Regions from separate parts of the Homo sapiens genome. Here region 1 is linked to region 2. A link is an interaction called in ENCODE POLR2A ChIA-PET data of the cell type or tissue named here. Cell type or tissue: PC-9. All regions are shown on one strand. Region 1 overlaps MTCL2 (microtubule crosslinking factor 2). Region 2 overlaps SAMHD1 (SAM and HD domain containing deoxynucleoside triphosphate triphosphohydrolase 1).

Evidence for each region. ChIA-PET counts read pairs that join two places held together with the same protein. Peaks named below come from ENCODE experiments on the same cell type or tissue, not always from the same donor. Only the 100,000 strongest peaks of a DNase experiment are listed, where the experiment ranks them.
Region 1: POLR2A ChIA-PET joins it to region 2 with 23 read pairs; 2 of 35 experiments call an interaction of 5 or more read pairs at or near these places.

What each region holds. Positions count from the first base shown.
Region 1 is chr20:36,784,007-36,786,506 of GRCh38, reverse strand. It overlaps MTCL2 (microtubule crosslinking factor 2), which reads left to right. Exons shown (of 15, transcript NM_080627.4): 15 at 1-2,500. The coding sequence ends at 22. Among named protein-coding and RNA genes, the nearest start is that of DSN1, 11 kb to the right of the region's middle. In PC-9, no CTCF peak of the experiment used is centred here; no DNase peak of the experiment used is centred here.
Region 2 is chr20:36,932,114-36,934,613 of GRCh38, reverse strand. The region is part of intron 4 of SAMHD1 (SAM and HD domain containing deoxynucleoside triphosphate triphosphohydrolase 1); the gene reads left to right. Among named protein-coding and RNA genes, the nearest start is that of SAMHD1, 18 kb to the left of the region's middle. In PC-9, no CTCF peak of the experiment used is centred here; a DNase peak (open chromatin) is centred at 1,533.

The DNA of each region.
Region 1 (2,500 bases), 150 kb after region 2:
GGCACTCCCCCCCAGCGAGTGACAGAGCAGCCAAGCTCCCCGCCTCAACCAGCCCAGCCCCTGGATAGCAGAAGGGAACCAGCAGAGACGAGACGAGGTGAGGCGAGGGGCTGTGTCCTCAGCATTGCCTGGCCCTGGAGGGACAGCAGTGATGCCACTGCCAGAATGCAGCTTTCACATCAAGGTAAAGCCGGGTCTCCTGCTGGCCCCTGGGTGGTGAGCTTCGACTTCCCAGGGGAAGGCAGTGAGTGGGAGAGAGACCAAACCTGGGCTTCCCAAGCATCCACTGAGAGATCTGTCAAGAGCCGATCCCTGGGTCCTAAGAGAGAGCCTTGCCTGGTTCTGCCCATGCCACCCTCTTGGAAGAGCCCAAGAAGGATACATGTCTGGCCATGCCTTTGGGGAAAAGGAGTCGGAGAGATGTTTCCTGCTGACCATCCACCCCTTCATTTGGGAGGAGACACTGCTGAGAAGAACAGGCTTTGCTCTAGGGCTCCATGTTTGGTTCCTGGTGGAGCCCTGTTGGGCATCATCACCATCACCTCCTTCTCTCCACCACCTCCTCCTCCCAGCCCCACTGCTCTAGATTGCTGGGACACTAGGGAGTATGATAGGGCAGTAGCCAGGGCCATTGCTTAGTGTCCTGGAGCCCTGGATCTCCCTGCCCATAGCCTGGATGCAGCAAGAGCTGGGAGGCGAAGTGGAAACATGCAGGGCTCAGGGTTGGGGAGTGATTGCAATTGCCTTCCTTGCCAAAGTGACTTGGGGCCCCAACGTTCCCAGCAGACCCCTTGAGGACAGAAATAGGTAGAGTCAGTCTCAAGACCTGGTGCATAGATAAATGCCTAAATACACTGCCTTGATCTCAAGTGATCTCAGAGGCCTCTTTCCCTGGCACCCTGAGAGGCAGCAGGCACTACATCTCCACTGTGTTTACATCCTGCAGCTGGTCGGGGGGCAAAGATATTCCCAGTAAGAGATTCTTGGTTGGCCAGGTCAGGCCCAGGAGAACACCAAGAGGCCAGAGCCCAGGACACAGCAGTAGACTGGGGCCTGGAAACACGTATCTTGCCTAGATTGTTTATTTGAATTTTTCCTACTATAAATATTTAAGGTGGTTTACTTTATTTTAATAATTTAATTTACCCCAAAGTCCCTAAGGTAATTTATTGGAGGTTGAAACATGCATTCTTGCCACTGGGACAACATGAGGCCTCTAACAGCACGGGCAGGCATGGGGTCCCCTGGGTGGACGAGGCCGCTTGGCAGCCAGGTTTGGAGACCTGGCCTCCTGGTCAGCTTTGGAGGGCCCCTCAACAGAGCTGGAGCCCTGCACCCCAACACGGCTGGCCATGTGGCCTCAGAACACTACTTATTACTCAATGCCTGGTACTTGGCCAGCCCCAGCGGTCAGTCTATAAATACTCACTGACAAGGTGGAGGGCTGGACGGCCATCACCACTCCCCAGACGTTCTCCATTGCCTGTCTCATTTCCCTCCCTCCCTCTGACACCTTTCTTCATGAGTCGAACGTGGATTACTAAAGCTCTATTAAGAGTGTGGAGATCCCTCCAAGTTTCCCAAATGAGAACTCACAGGAAAACAGGACTGAACTTTGAGAATGTTGTTTATCGCAGCTTTGCACATAAACCTGAGTGTCTCCCAGCCTGCCTCGGTTCTCACCAGCCTGCCAGCCTTTTCACCAGCCTCTCTCCTTAGCCTTATGGCCTTTCACGGCTCTTCTCCCTGCCCCAGCTCTGCTGCCCGCCCTTCCTCACGTCCCCTGTGAGCTGCCTGAGCCATTGGTTGGATTTCGATGTGGCTCATTGCAGCATGTGGGGCAGCGCCTCCCATGGCCTCGCCTTGGTGCCGGTGAACCCCTTTTGGTTGCACACATGCTCCCCACACACACATAGACATCAGCCTTCCTGTAACTGACTGGGGACCCAGAGTGGAAACACCAGGATGGATCAGCTTGTCTGCAGAATTGCCCATCAGGAAGACCAAAAGCCAGTAGCTTTGCTGATCTGCCCCCAGGACTCTGGAGGCGCCCCTGCACTCCCACCTCCCACCTGCCAGTTCCCAGACCCACCCATTCGGGATCACCTGGACCAGTTACCCCAAGTCCTGCATCTCCCTTCCCTGCAGGCTGAACACCAGGGTCATGCCAGTCCCGCCAGCCGCCTCCTCCATGCCCCAGTGACTGGTGTGGGCAGAGCAGGCAGCCAGTGGAGCTGTGGGCCAGTTCCGCTCTTGGATGCTGCTGCTCTCACCCATGAGGTCAGGGGGGCCCTCCAAGGTTATCTCCAGGTGAGGGGATTCACATCAGGCCACAAGCCACCAGAGGCCTTCTGCCACCTCCCAGAGCGACAGCCAGGGAGGCTGCGTACTCAGCCTCGGGGAGAAATCCCCGTGGGACCTGAGCCCCAAGACCTACGGACCACTCAGCCTTACCATCGTACCGTCCAGGATTGTCCTTGCCATCTTTGTTGTCTCAGCC
Region 2 (2,500 bases):
CTTTTAGAGAATAAATAGTTTTACAAAATGATGATAATGTCCTTATTTTATTGATGAGAAAATTGAGGCTTTTTTTTTTTTTTTTTTTTTTTTTTTGAGACAGAGTCTCTTTCACTAGGCTGGAGTGCAGTGGCGTAATCTTGGCTCACTGCAACTTCGACCTCCCAGGTTCAAGCAGTTCTGTACCTCAGCCTCCTGAGCAGCTGGGATTACAGGCGCCCACCACCACACCCGGCTAATTTTAGTAATTTTAGTAGAGACGGGGTTTCACCATCTTGGCCAGGCTGGTCTTGATCTCCTGACCTTGTGAGCCACCTGCCTCGGCCTCCCAAAGTACTGGGATTACAGGTATGAGCCACTGTGCCCAGCCCCAAAATTGAGGCTTTTTATTTACCTTGTTGCAATTTATTTATTTTATGTATTCTTAACCACCTCAGATCTTTCCTGGAAAAATAATGAAAGTATCTATAGACAGGTCAGTTGGATTTGTTTTTAAATATTAATTAAAAGCTAACAGGGGCTGGGTGTGGTGGCTCACACCTGTAATCCCAGCACTTTTTTTTTTTTTGAGATGGAGTCTCACTCCGTCGCCCAGGCTGGAGTGCAATGGCACGATCTCAGCTCACTGCAACCTCTGCCTCCAGGGTTCAAGTGATTCTCCTGCCTCAGTCTCCCAAGTAGCTGGGATTACAGGTGCCCACCACCACGCCTGGCTAATTTTTGTATTTTTTAGTAGAGACAGGGTTTCACCACGTTGGCCAGGGTGGTCTTGATTTCTTGACCTCGTGATCCGCCCGCCTCGGCCTCTCAAAATGCTGAGATTACAGGCATGAGCCACCGTGCCCGGCCAATCTCAGCACTTTGGGAGGCCGGGGCAGGCGGATCACTTGAGATCATGAGTTCGAGACCAGCCTGAGCAACATGGTGAAACCCCGTCTCTAGTAAAAATACAAAAATTAGCAAGGCGTGGTGGCGCACGCTGCAGCTACTTGGGAGGCTGAGGCAGGAGAATAGCTTGAACCCGGGAGGCCAAGGTTGCAGTGAACTGAGATAGCACCATTGCACTCCAGCCTGGGTGACAGAGTGAGAATCAGTCTCAAAATAAATAAATAAATAAATAAAAGCTAATGGGTCGGTTGCTGATACAACTAATTATGTATATTTGATTATTTAATTTTTCTGTATTCTCTATTTACTCTGGTACAGAGTTGCTCTTTCAAACCAGATCATTTTCTTACCTGTCAGGAAATGCGTAAGTTAAAAAAGCATTCATAATCTTAGAGAAGGCGATGCCTCTGTTACATACAACTAAGCTGAGACGTTGGTCTGCATTTCCATTATGCAGTGTAGAGCCAGGAGGAAGTGGACAGGGAAGAATAGACAGTCTTTGAGATTTTCATGAAGTACTCACAGTATATTACTTTGGTTTTCTGTTTGTGTAGAAGCATTTTTAGTTAGGCACAACATGTGTCTATACTCAAATGTTCATTCATCAACAAATATTTATCGAACCTTACTAAGCCCTACCAAACCACAAAAAGATAACAATCGCCTCTGTCCTCATGTAGCTCAGAGTTCAGGGGAAAAGAATTTAGGAATGGCTCAGATGGAAGTGCTGGAAGTGCATTTAAGTACTTCATCTCCAATTATGTTGTAAACATTACAAAGCCAGATATTCCTACTTTAAAAAAAAACTGTGGTAAAATACACAGAATAGAAAATACATAGTCTTAAGTGTTTTTTAAGTGTACAGTTTAGTAGGGTTAAATGCATTCACATTGTGCAACCAATCGATTGCCAAAACTCTTATCATCTTACAAAACCAAACTTGCCAAAACTCTTATCATCTTACAAAACCAAACTTGCCAAAACTCTTATCATCTTACAAAACCAAACTTGCCGGGTGCAGTGGCTCACACCTGGAATCCCAGCACTTTGGGAGGCTGAGGCCAGTGGATCACCTGAGGTCAGGAGTTCAAGATCAGCCTGGGCAACATGGCGAAACCCCGTCTCTACTAAAAATACAAAACCAGCCGGGCATGGTGGAGTGTACCTGTAATCCCAGCTACTCCTGAGGTTGCAGTGAGCTGAGATCAGGCCAGTGCACTCCAGCCTGGGCAACACAGCGAGACTCCATCTCAAAAAAAAAAAAAAAAAAACACGAAACTGTATACGTATTAAACAACTCTTCATGTCTCCCCCCGCAACCCCCCGCAACCCCCTAGTAACTACCATTCTACTTTTTTTTTTTTTTTTTTTTTGGAGACGGAGTTTCGCTCTTGTTGCCCAGGCTGGAGTGCAATGGCGCAATCTCGGCTCACCACAACCTCCGCCTCCTCGGTTCAAGTGATTCTCCTGCCTCAGCCTTCCAAGTAGCTGGGATTACAGCCTTCCAAGCAGCCTTCCAAGTAGCTGCCTCAGCCTTCCAAGTAGCTGGGATTACAGCCTTCCAAGTAGCTGGCACCTGCCACCACGCCCAGCTAATTTTGTATTTTTAGTA